Regions from separate parts of the Homo sapiens genome. Here region 1 is linked to region 2. Evidence: chromatin contacts called from ENCODE Hi-C or POLR2A ChIA-PET data. All regions are on one chromosome and are shown on one strand. The core of a region is the stretch at or near the end of the contact, and the rest is flanking DNA. Distances in the headings are between cores, read along the strand shown. Region 1 has its middle 82 kb from the start of ADAMTSL1. Region 2 holds the start of ADAMTSL1 (ADAMTS like 1).

Region 1 (6,540 bases), core at 3,759-6,258, 80 kb before region 2:
GCACTGAATTTTTTTTTCTTTTTTTTTGAGATGGAGTCTCACTCTGTCACCCAGGCTGGAGTGCAGTAGTGCCCTCTCGGCTCACTGCAACCTCCGCCTCCCAGGTTCAAGCGATTATCCTGCCTTAGCCTCCTGAGTAGCTGGGATTACAGGTGCCTGCCACCTCACCCGGCTAATTTTTGTACTTCTAGTAGAGACGGGGTTTCACCATCTTGGCTAGACTTGTCTTGAACTCCTGACCTCATGATCCACCCTCCTCGGCCTCCCAAAGTGCTGGAGTTACAGGTGTGAGCCACTGCAACCAGTCCTAATAGCATTGAATTTTAACACCTATATTTGACTTCAATAAATTTAAAATTTGTGAATATTTCTACCCTTTCTTAAATGATATAGAGATCTCAGATTTCTTTTTATTTCAATAATCCCAATTTCTACCTCTTTTTTTTTTTTAAGAAATTGAACAGAGTTTCAGATTCTTTGCTTAATTCCTGAAATATAAGACCTTGTCAAGAATATATATATTGGCCATGTCAATAAATTATTTCAAGAACTACTTTCTGTGTATCTTCTAGAAGATGTAAACTGGTTAATGTACATAACTCAATGTCATTCCAGTCACCAATCAAAAAATTTGCACTGATAATCAAGTATATTTCCAGAATTGTACCAAATATCCTGAGTTATGTAAAGAAGCTGGTCGCCCAGTTCTTTTATCCAATCAGAATGGCTATCCTGTATTCATATTATTGAAATCATTTCATCCAGACTTAGTGCAGCTAGTTGTGTTGTAGTTCTTATTAGGAATTGAACTCCATAATTCTTAGGGCTCCTCTTGTGTCATAGATCCTAAGTGTGGAGAGTTCATATGCAATATGTAGAGATAAAACTTCATGACAAGCCTAAACATAAAAAATTAAGCTACACATTCTCTTCATCAATATATTAATTTCTGAACACAGGAGTTAATCGTGGTGAGTACTTGATAAATAAAAATACAGATGGCCATCATATTATTGTTGGAATAAAAAGTAAATCCCATAAAGAGAAAAACAATTGAAATTACAATCTTATATTTAGTGGTTTTTAAGTCCAAATATTTACAGATATATAGCTTAAATGCCACAGAGAAGCACAATTTGTGCCACAGAGAAGCACAAATTGTCTTTTTACAGTGATAAGTCTCATCTTATGTATTCACCTATAGCTTGCATTGTTCCAGAAAGGGTTTTAAAGAAAACAATAGAATACAATATGTGCAATGAGATCAAATAAATCCTAAATGAGTATTTGATGAAATTTGGGCAGGTTAAAAATTAGAATAAGAATATTTAGTTTAAGCCAGATTTCAGCAAAATATCTACCATGAGATTGTATATATTTATTAGAAGTGAGATACAAATTTGGCTCTAGATTTTCTAGCAGCTAATATAGGGCAGGAAGGGGAGTTACTTACGAGATTCGTAGTGTCCATAAGATTAAAAAAAAATTGCTTGAGAAAAGCAAACCATTTCTGTTACAGAAACCAAGAGGTAATTTTCCTCCAGGTAATCATGACACACTGACACGTAGGGCATGCTAATCTTAACAACTAGCACGGTAACTTCTGCACTAAGATGCACAGGTGTTTTCTGGGCAGACAAGTGGCATCAGAAATCAACAAAGGCAGTCTGCAATATTGAGTTCTAAACTGAAGGGAATTTGTTGGAATGTCTTTCAGGCAACCCAAACTTCATTTCTCTCGGTCAGCTTTTGCTTATGTACTGCATGACAGTAAACAAGAGAGGTTTACCCCATGGTGAGCATCTGGAGTGCAGCTATTTTCCCTGTTAGTAAGCGTGCAGAGCCACATGCTGTAATCATCAGCTGTGCTGGGTCTGGCCAAAATCCTCTCAGGAGTGTTGACAAACTCCCAAGAAGAACACCTCAAGAGAAATCTTCCCCACCTCCCAGTGGAGGAAAACAAGATACTTGCATTCAGCACCAACGTTTTCTCGAGACACAACTCAGGACCCATTCTAGCATACAGATAAATACAAAAATACAAAAAAACAAAACAAAACAAAAAAAAACACCACCTCAAAACACTGACAATGAGGACCCACAGAATTTTAACCTTTCCTAGTATAAGTAAGTCTGTCCAAAAAAGCCCTCCAAGATAAACATGGTTGGATAATAATGTATGCTGAGATAAACGGAGGTGTTAATTTGTTTATGGTTGTTAACTATAGGCTGGATGTTGGGGTCATCTAATGAAAATGATTGCTTTGGCTATAAGATGAAGGAGCTACAGGAGCCCTTCTTCTTGGCAGTCATGAGTGAGAGGGGTCTCTTGTCGATTCACTCCATTGCTATTTAATAACAGCAAAGCCATGCCTTGTGCCTGGAGGAGGGAAATCTCATTTATTTTGTTGGACCTAAAACACTGGGGACACTTTTGATACCTAGACGCTGGTCATTTTTATACCTTTTTCCTATAAAAACTGTGATATTTTAAAATCTACTTTCTTGGCCTTTTCAAGTTTTAGAAGCCTTTTCAGTATAATTGCATCAAAATTACTAGAGATTTTTTAGTGGGAATTACATCCGTGTTATAATAGTTTGCTAAATTTCATAAAATTATATCTTTTATTTATTCTATAATGGAAATGATTTAAAGTCATTGTACTAGACAGGATGTTACATAGTTTAGTTGGTAGTTAAAACAATTTTTTTTTTAGAGACAAGGTCTTGCTCTGTCACCCAGGCTGGAGAGCAGTGGTGCCATAATAGCTCACTGTAGCCTTGAACTCCTGGGCTCCAGCAATCTTCTTGCCTCAGATATCAGTAACTGAAATATGGGATTATTGGGCCATTATATTCATTGGCACAAGAATGATTCTCATGCTGAATATTTCATGCTTCTTCCAGAATCAATGTTTAGGAGTAGATTTTGTCCTGAAAACCAATTTTCTTTAGTTTTTAAGAGAGTTTTTAATTAGGGAATGTGATTCAACAGAAAAGACAATGAAGACTCAGATGATTTTTTGTTGTTGTTGTTTAAGTCCTGAATCAACTACTTTTTTTCTTTCTTTTCTTTCTTTTTTTTTTTTTTTTTTGAGATGGAGCCTCGCTCTGCAGCCCAGCCTGGAGTGCAGTGGCATGATCTTGGCTCACTGCAAGCTCTGCCTCCTGGGTTCACGCCATTCTCCTGCCTCAGCCTCCCTAGTAGCTGGGACTACAGGTGCCCGCCACCATGCCCAGCGAATTTTTGTATTTTTAGTAGAGACCGGGGTTTCACCATGTTAGCCAGGATGGTCTCGATCTCCTGACCTCGTGATCCGCCCGCCTCGGCCTCCCAAAGTGCTGGGATTACAGGCATGAGTCACTGCGACTGGCCCTGAATCAATTACTTTCTAGATTACCTGGCACAAGTCACCTAAATTATAAATCTCAGTTTATTTGTTACAAATATGATTAGTAATAAGGGTCCTACTACTTTATGGTACTGATGTGATTACAAAATAATGTCATATGTGTGAAAACATTTAAATCACATAAAGTCACTGTTGCTTTAGTACATGTGGTTAATAAAGAGGCACTCACTAGCCTAGCTTCATGGGGATAAAAAAAGGAACAGTGCGGTAGGTTGTTTAAAAAGCTTTCTATAGTTCAAACTATCGTGCATGCAGTGGCATCTTAGTGCCTGCTCTCCAATAAGCATCTCTTTACTTCATCCTACATCTCCACTTGGCCTGGCGTGCTCTGCAAACCTGCTACTGACAACAGTTTTCCCTGCTGATAGCCCTTATCTTTATCTCTGTTATTTAGTATTTTTGAAACTTCTATCTTTGGCCCCTGCATTCTGGACATCCTTTCCAGGCTACCTGTGTGTACATGTTCAAACAAAGTAACCTTACACAACATAACCTCAAAAACATAGTAGGATGATGGAATCAACCAATCCTGTAGCTTGTAGAATTATGCAAAATAATTTATTTTCACATTTGTAAACTTCAGAGGATACTCTAAATTCATACAAGAAAAAAATAATAATCTTCTTAATTATGAGCCAGAGTGAGAAATATCAGCCTTCTTTCCTTTTCTTCACCTACCTCTACTTTGGGGCCTCCCTCACTTTTGTGGTAGAAATCAGGTCTTTGCTTCTGCCAGTCTTAGGCTACACATGGCTATTTCACATGCTACCTAAGGTAAAAAGATGCTTTACTTTGCATTTGACTACTAAATTCAGGATGATAATTACTGAATACCTGTCATATTCCAGGAATAATGCTGTGTGTAAGGGGCACATAATTTTCTCTTAGAGTGCTTATTGACCACTTGTAGAAAGGGTTTCTGCTTTGAGTATACTACTCAGGTTATTAGTGGATGCATGAATGTGGGAAGTGGGAAATTAAGGAACCTCTAAATTTTACTCCAACTTACACAGTCTATTATCCTTTATACAAAATATAATTATTTTCACAGATTATACACATACACAGTATGCTGGGGTTTTTTAAATTAGAATTATAATTTGAGCATTAAGAAGTACTGTTGCTGTTGCATTCCACTTAATTGCCTGTGAATGTATTACTTCCTCAAATGTTCAGGAGAGTTCATGGTTGCTTGGACCTGGTAGGGATTAAAGGGGAAGGTAATGACTCACCATCCCAGTTGTCTCAAGACTCACCCAGTTTTAGCACTAAGAGTTCCACATACTGGGAAACCCCTCAGTTCTGAGAAAACAAGGATAATTGGCTCCCTTAGAGAATGTCTGAGTCATAGTTCTTCTGATATGTTGCATCATTCAAACTTACTAAGGATGTTAAAGAAGACAGTGTGGTGGTCATTGAGGTTGGCTCCCAACATCCATTTCACCCTAGTAACCTTCTACCCTGTTGCTGTGTTTTGTTAGAGGTGGCAAGGGCTAAGGCAATTTGGGTCAAAGTGATGTTGGGAGAAGCTTGCTAGGGACTTCTGAAAATGGCAGTGCCTTACTTTTAAGAGAGAACATAGAAAGGCAGCCTTTCTCTCCTGTTAAATGCCCCAGTATTCCTGGCAGCCATCCCACAACCTTGAAGGAAACAAGGCTTGGAGGGAAGCCAAAAGTGAAGGCAGAGAAAACAAAGCCTGGGTCCTGGATGATACCATCCGGCTGTGAAATAAACCAACTCCACAGCCCACTGTACCTCTGACTACTAGTTGGTAAACAAATATCCTAATGTGTAAGCCAGTTTAAATAAGGTTTCGGGTTACTTTGTTTGTTCCAGCTAAAAGCATTGCAGATGATGATCATGGAAAGTAATAAAGCCTTTAATTACCAATTGTCCTGACTGAATGGGTGAAAAATGTATCTTGGCATAAGATGATGGTTACGCAGCGAAAGCAGAGCCATAAAGAGATTGTTGCTTTAACTTTAAAAGTACAACTAGAACAAGGATTTTTTTTTAAAGGAGAAGCTGAGAAACAATTGAATAGGCCATTGACCAATAAAAATTAGCGGGGGATTGCATTGTTTTAAATCCTCAAGTTGATTGTTAAAAATAGTGAAAAGTTTTTAAAGGCCATATGCTTTAAAAGGAGGTTAGATGCCTAATTCCAATAACAGAATCTGTCCACAGCACTGCTTTTTGGTCCTATGCCCCAGGAGATCCATTTTTGTTTGTCAGATGTTATTTGTTGAATGGATATGATATTCCTGACATTGTAAATGTAAGACCAAATCAAAAAGGATAGAAATATAAATGAATAGACCCATTCTGCAAGAGAGAGAGACAGAAATGGAGAGAGAATAGGAGAATAAGAGAAAGAAGCTTGTTATAAATTATTGTGCTTTCAACTTATCACAAAAAGCTCATTCTTGTATTCCCAAACTGCAAAGACAACAGGTTAAAATAATAACCTTGAGTGTAGATAAAAGAAAGTTGATTATAAATTCAACATGGGTTTCATTATTTGTTCTGTATTTTAAGATGACATTCATCATAAAGGCACACCAACCCCGAAAATAGTTACCAACTCTCCACTTTAGACAACATGAGACAGTATGAGAACAGCAGGTCTGAAAAAAGGAAAGCATTTTTTTGCATTATGCTATTAAATGGAACACTTAATCAGCTTTTTTGCCAAGAGAAAACTTCCCATTATGTTAAGTTCTAAATAGGGCTGTGGGAAAAAAGTCTGCAAATGGAAAGGCTGTGGAGATGTGTCTGTTGACTTTGGTTGTTTCATAAAGTGTTAAGAGAGTCAGCATTTGTCAAAGATTCTTGGAAACCTTGGTTTAAGCAATTCTCTTTACCTTTTTGTCTGAGATTTGATGTCCCAACTTGGTAAATAGTGCATTTTTCAGGACAGATCTGTCAGAGTTTCCTCTTGTTCTCCCTTCACTCCTGCTCCCCCTTGTCCTTAGGCTGTTGCCAGGTGTTTGAGTATTATGTCGGATCTCCAGCATTATGTCATGGAAAAGCAACAGTAAGATCTGTAAACTGCCTTTCAAAACAGTTCTCCAGGAAGCCAGTCTGAATTTACTCTGGTTTTTAAAAAAGAATCATGTGTTTGACC
Region 2 (6,842 bases), core at 2,948-5,447:
TTAATAAATGTACCTACCCCATAGAGTTGTTGTAAGGATTACGTGAAATAATAAATATAAAATACTTAGAAAAGTGCCTACACATGGGAGACTCTCAGTGTATGTAGCTATTTTCATCTGTCAGCGTCTCAGATGGTAGTCCTGGGGAAAGTCAAACAGCCTTTGATAGAGCCCCAAATTTCCTGCCTGCTAATAACTTTGATGAACCCATTTTCTACGTAGGAGGACTGGTTTCCTCATCTGCAAATTGGGGATAATAATCACTCTCTAACTCCTAGAGTTTCTGTTCATATCACATTAGATCATGTGTGAAAGGTGATTTGAAAACTATAATGAATGCTCTAATGGCTTTGGTGTTAAATAGATACTAGGTGAGTTGGCAAGTTGTGGAGTAATGCTCAAATTTCAGTTCTGCCCCTGAGAATAGCAGTCTGCTTCCTATACTTTTATCTTAGTCGCCCTTACTTTATTTTTCAGAATTAACCAGGGAAATCGAACTTCACTGCATCCCTGTGGGGAAAACAAGGCTCAGATGCTGCCATAACCACTTCCTTAAAGAGGGGAGATTAGGCCCTGCCTAGCTCTTGAAATCCTCCCAGCCCTGAGTTCTTTCCAGGAGACCCTGTGTCCCCTATACACTGGTTTCTGCAGCTGACGGGCTAAGCAGAGAGGCTCAACCTGAAGAAAGAGACAGGTGGCTCCAGAGCAAGACTTGTAACGAATTCTCCCCAGGGAGAGAAATACCGAAAGTTTAGCTCACTCTTTCCTCCCATAAAGCACACTGAATGTTAACAGCTTGCTTCTGTCCAAGCTGGTGTCTTTTCAATTAAGTATTGTTAAATCCATACCATTTGGAATGATGCTTCAGACAGCCCTGACACTCTCTCTCTCTTGCTTCTGATTTCATTTCACCTAATATGTTGTGCATGGAGCCAGTAACCAGTATTATTCAGCTGCCACGGCTTCTGCTAGTGCTGCTGCTCACACACTTGCAGACGGTTTTAATTTAGATACCTGAAGAGGAAAAAAGGAATTTGGCCAACGCCCTGCTCAGATGCCGTAAGTGGCCTTTCCCCGGTTGCCATTAATATGGATCTAGATTACCTAAAGTTTTACATTACTTTTCCTAGGTGCTGAAAACGTTTTAGAAATGAGAAAGTCAAGACACATAGAAGCTGGAGGCTAAAATAAGATACTTTCCATCGTCAGGTAACATATACCCATGGTAAACCCTGGTAGCCTACTTTCCTTTTCCTATAAACATCCCCCTTCAACAACATCACTGCCAACATCTGAATATATGTATGTGTATACATCATATATAGATATAATGCATATATATGAATATGAGATGAGGGTGGATTTAGATTCGGTAAACCGTGGCTCAATGGCCAGTTCTAGCCAGCAAAGCTTTAGTCAAGTCACTTAACTTCTCTGAGCCTCAGTTTCCACGTACATAAAATGGGGTGATTACTTAATTTCAAAAAGTAGTCACAAAGGTCAAATGAGATCATAAATGTAAAATCACTTTGTAAACCATAAAGATGGCATGTACATTTTGGCCATCATCAAAATTAGTTCATGACCAAAACTTTTCCCAGTCACCTTAACCCAACTTGATTTTGTTCTCCCTTTTCTGAAGTTATAGTAAATTTGTAATTTCACCTGTACTGTGTAGCTCTGGATGTGCAATTGCTTTTCCTAGTTTCTCTGGGTATTCCCAAGAGGAAAGAAAATGCTGTGAGGAATCAGAAGCATGAGACAGTGTGGTGGGCATCCTCCAGGCATTCAACAGGTGATTGAGGGCTTAACTTTAAAATAGTATATTATTCGGTGACTTCATTGAGATGACCATCTTGCTGTACATTAGCATGCCCATTAAAACTTCAAGGCAGAAATTTCTGACTCAAAATACCTAGGCAGTATTTATTTGCAAAGCAGAAAAGAATCTAAACTAGCATGTAAGTGGTTCCCAGTTATTTTCTGACCATGCTGATTATTTTTCTGTTCCTCTACAAATAGTATCTCATCATTAGCTTTGTTGCTACTTTTCTTTCTCCCATTACCTATTCTTCCCTTTGGATCTGCTTAATGAGCAGGGTTTATGTGTGAAGAGGGAGGAGGTGGTATTAGGTAAAATGTTCCATTAATAGAACTAGCTGAAACTCTTCAGTTAATGACTGTGATAGGAGGGAAAAAAATAAACCCTTTAGCAGAAAGCTCTGGTGTGTAACAGAGAGACACATGTAACATAGCTTTATGAATGAAAGTTTATTTCAATCAATCACCTTTCTTTAATGTGATGAGGATTTCAGACAAAAACAATAGTGGAAAGACAAAGTTAAGCATTTTTACATCTACTTGTGAATACGCTTTAGCTTATGAGCATTAGCTAGTTTTTGAGAGATTTGTAAAACAAATCTTTCTAAAAGGGAAAAGCATATTTCAAGAATGGGCTCTCTTTGTTATGGATTTGTACTGTCCATTTTTCTAGGTCCACATACTTAATATTGAGAACAAAGGATAATCTTTGTATGACCTTGACTTTCCTAACAGCATGAAAATAGGATTTTTAAAGTTTCTCTCTCTTTAATTGATATACCATATGAAGTAGGTAACCTAAAGTTGAACAACCTGCTTTTCTTCACCTTTTTGAAAAGCAACGCAGCAGGTATGTACATAGGCAGACCTGCCTGTATTCACATGCCCATTATGGCTTGATCAGGTTTTCCATATTCGTGTGTTTCATACCTCTTGTCAGTATTTTTTAATAATGAAAGGAAAGAACATTAATTCTAAATGTCTTGTACCTCCACTGCATATATTTCTGGGCTATCAGGAGATCTGAAAAGGGAAAACGTCCTGATGACACACCTATGGCAATGTAAGGCCAGGGCTGCTCTTTTATTCTTTCAAAACTCAATGATTTCCTTTGCAGATAAGGGGAAATACATCCTTGTTTGACATTTGACACTTTTCTAAAACTGTAATAAAACCTTCCTCTAGTAGAGTCAAATCTCCCTTGCTGGTGGATTAAGCAGCTTCAGAAGCTTCCTGACCTTCTCGTTGCTGTTGCTGGCCTTGTCGTCATTTCACTGCTCATTAGCACTTCCTTCAGGGCTGGACTGGCCTCCAAGGTCATCCCATCCAACCCTCTTGCAATAGTGGATGGAAAAATGAGGTAAAACTCAGTTCAGCCTTTTCTGCATTATAACAGCTCTGATAAAGGACGTGGGTGAGGTGCGGAGGAAGCTGAAACTTGGTTAAAAGAAGGTTTGGGGATTAACTGAGGATTTAATTCATCCTTTCTTTCTCTCCCGTGGCTAAAATAGATAGTTGAGAGTTGGCAGTGCATCAAAACCAGGCTGCTCCTCAACCCCAAATTTCAGCCCCACTCATCCTGGAGTCTTTGTTGAGGGTTTCTTTTTAAACTGGGGGATCTAAGTTTCTAATTGTGCCTTTACAATTAGCAAATCTTAAATGCCTTCAATTGTCACTTTACAGAGAAGCAACTTGCTTTGTTTTTTTCCCCCCAAATTAAGTCCTTAATAACACAAAATAACTTATGCCACTGTTTAGGCTTAGTGAGGAACCTTCAGAAAATGTATAGAGTATTTATTTTGCAAGTCAAGAGAGAAAGTAAAGAGGAACTTTATGGAGGCGAAATAAAACAGTTGTACAGAACACATTTACAGGGCACATTAAGTCGGTTTTTGTCTATGGTTCTTTCCCTTTATGGCATATGTTATATATTGACAGGGATTAAGTTTCTCTCCTGAATGGAACAATACACAGTCACAGGGAGCTACTGTACTTTACAAAGCAACAGACATCAGCACAGGCAAATGGCAAATAGAAATGCATCTCACAAAGAACTAACCAGGTCCATGGGAAGCACAGTGCTTGGCTTCATCTTTTGCAATTCTGCATCTTTTGCATTTCCCTTCTCGCTCTGCTGCTCGCTCGCCTTTCTTTTTCGTCCTTTTCCCCCTTTTTTGCTCGCACCGTTACACTTTCTCTGTCCTCCTGGCTTTGTTATTCAGCATGTCTGATTAGCAGGAGCCTGATTGGCTGGCTGCCTGCTCCGAGAGAGATTCCATTCAGCTTACCCCCCACCCATCCACCCACCCACCCCTCGGTCAGGAAATGTGAGAGGGGCTGATGGAAGCTGATAGGCAGGACTGGAGTGTTAGCACCAGTACTGGATGTGACAGCAGGCAGAGGAGCACTTAGCAGCTTATTCAGTGTCCGATTCTGATTCCGGCAAGGATCCAAGCATGGAATGCTGCCGTCGGGCAACTCCTGGCACACTGCTCCTCTTTCTGGCTTTCCTGCTCCTGGTAAATGCCTTTTCATTTCAATGCATTGCTATTGCCATTGAGTCTGGGTGCTGTTGGGGGTGTGTGTGTGTATGTGTGTTTGTGTGTGTGTGTGTGTCTTTATCTTAAAACTCCAGGTAAAATAATTTACACGATTACAAAGAGAGAATACTCCTTCTAGAACTTTTAACCTCAACTTCCCAAGCAAGATAAAGTCTGCAAGACTTTCTGGAATTAGTTACTGCTATACAGTAATACTGATACTGAGACATGAACTTTGGGACATACTGCATGGAGTTTGGGAGCTGAGGACTGTATATATGGTGGTGTGTATGCTTGGAATTTGGATAACAGACATCCTGAAATTAAACTCACTCACTGTGGTGTTCCTGGAATTTTTTGATGGATAGGCTTTGCAGAGCTTGCCCGTACCGCCTTTAATGAATTACTTTCCATCTATGCACATGTACTATGGAACCAGGTAAAGAGGGGAATGAGAGCCTCTTTGCAGCCAACCCAGATTATGGCTCTTAATTACTGCAAGTCATTTATGGATAGAAGTTAATGCTAGGATTTATGAATTGAGGATTATGGCCTTTGATCTCAAATTTACTTTTAAAGAAGAAAAAGGAATGGTGACTTTTAGTACGGCTGATTGCCACAGTCATAGTGATAAGATGCTCTGCTCTTGAACGTCAGTACACATTGCATTTTTGACTCGAAGTAAATGTTCCGTTGTGACTCATACTTGGTTTTATGGGCAGAAAATGAACATTTACTGTCCAAAATAAATCTACACTCAAAATATTAATAGCAATGCACATTTTTTAAACCAGAGTGTTCTGGGCAGGCAGCTTAGTAAACCTCATCTGAAGGTTTGATTCCAAAATTTGCACACACTGATCCAAACAAATGTGATTGTAGTTTTTCCTGTCACATTTATAACATGCCAGAACTTCCTCAGAAGGTAACAAGGCAGGAAGAGAACAAGGTAAAAATGTAGCAAATGAATAGGTTGCATTGATTCCTTGATGGGGAAGGAATGTTTGTTCTGATTATATTCTGACAAATCTGATCTGCGCTATAATTTTGAAGTAGGGAAGAAAGCCATTTGGTACAAACTGAAAAAGTCCAGGAGATTCATCAAATAGAGTAATCAGACAGTGATTCAATATTTTATACATTCCCACTTCTTAATGATTTGCATCATTGTAGCTAAGAAATTATAATGCTGCATTGCAAGTGCTATAAATATAGAAATAAATTTTTAATTTTTCATAGAAATTTAAAGGTAAACTACATTTCAAGCATGAATGAACTATAAGTTTTAGCTGTTCTGAAAAATACAAAGAACAGAATGTTTAGGTATGCTTTATGACTTGTGGAGCAAGCGATTTATGAAAGGTGTCTCATTTTTTCCATATGGGATGTGTTACTTGTATACACCATTAGTTTGTCTCATCTTTCCTTCTTTGTGATTTTTTTAAGTGTGTGTTATTTTCCCATTATATTGCATCATAAAGCAAATTACCAGTATACATTACTTTTTTGATATTTTCATATGGAAGTATGATCTCATTATACTTTAGTAAAACTTTCCCATTCAGGAATAGATTGTTTTGCTATCCATTTGGTAAACGCATTATATCCCTCTGTGATATCTTGAATATTCATATATGTATTAGAGCATATAATTTGACTTATGTGGAATGAAAAGGTATGTATGCTTATTTCAGAAGGACTTAAAACATATCATATTTAAATTACAATAATTGTATTATAAAGATAAAATTAAAACAAACCTAGGTTTGTTTTATGCCTGCATTTAAATTAAGTGGAAATCTGAGAGTTATGCTACAAAAGGAAGAACTGACTGATGTTTACATACATCCCTTTGCCAAGCAATAACAGCATTAGTAATAGCTGTCATGTATTTTGTGTCTGAATGTGGCTAGTTGTTTGAAAATCATTACAATAAATCCTTACAATAATCATACAGATAAGACATTTTAAACCCGTTTTTTCAGGCAATGAAATAAGCTTGCATTTGAACCCAAAGGTCAAATAATGGAGAGAATAGAACATGTTTGCTTCGTATGGTGGTTGTAAATATTTAAGAACAATGAAAACAGTGGTGCAGGTTGGTCTGTACCCTTTGTTGCAGATATTTAGGCTTTCTGCATCATCTTGATCATTAAAGATATGTACAATATCATGAGCACTTGTTAAACTTGCTCATTAACTGCCCCCTTTAGCATTAAATTTAATTATTGGCTTAAGAGATTGTGACCTTTAGCCTGTTGTGTACTTGATTTAGAACTAGAAGTGTGGCATCATCAGCTCAACCTTCAAACTTGATAGAGAAATTGAATTGAGGGGCTTGTTTTTCCTATAGTCTTTTTTTTGTTTTTGTTTTCATTTACACATTGCAAGGATTCTGTCTATTCTTGGACTTATTTGGGGCAATTTCTAAAGGTCTCTGTAACTTAATTGGAAAACATCCTGTCTATTTTGTGGCAAGCC

The links. Hi-C counts contacts between places; a loop is a spot of excess contacts on that map. ChIA-PET counts read pairs that join two places held with the same protein, here RNA polymerase II (POLR2A). Pooled maps may share reads with other maps.
Region 1: a map of PC-3 shows a loop between it and region 2 (5-fold over the local background). The contact joins the enhancer-like site here to the promoter of ADAMTSL1 in region 2. A Hi-C loop is called at or near these places in 3 of 168 maps with a recorded cell type or tissue (MCF 10A, PC-3 and adrenal gland) and 2 of 50 pooled maps. POLR2A ChIA-PET finds 5 or more read pairs at or near these places in 1 of 52 experiments (OCI-LY7).

What each region holds. Positions count from the first base shown.
Region 1 is chr9:18,388,748-18,395,287 of GRCh38, forward strand. It overlaps a transcript of ADAMTSL1 not described here. Among named protein-coding and RNA genes, the nearest start is that of ADAMTSL1, 82 kb to the right of the region's middle. Within about 2 kb of position 5,009, at least 15 of the 41 ENCODE cell types and tissues checked have a DNase peak (open chromatin) inside an H3K27ac peak, as active enhancers do; they include PC-3, where a contact is called at or near this core.
Region 2 is chr9:18,469,956-18,476,797 of GRCh38, forward strand. ADAMTSL1 (ADAMTS like 1) reads left to right here and starts at 4,198. Exons shown (of 29, transcript NM_001040272.6): 1 at 4,198-4,340. The coding sequence starts at 4,278.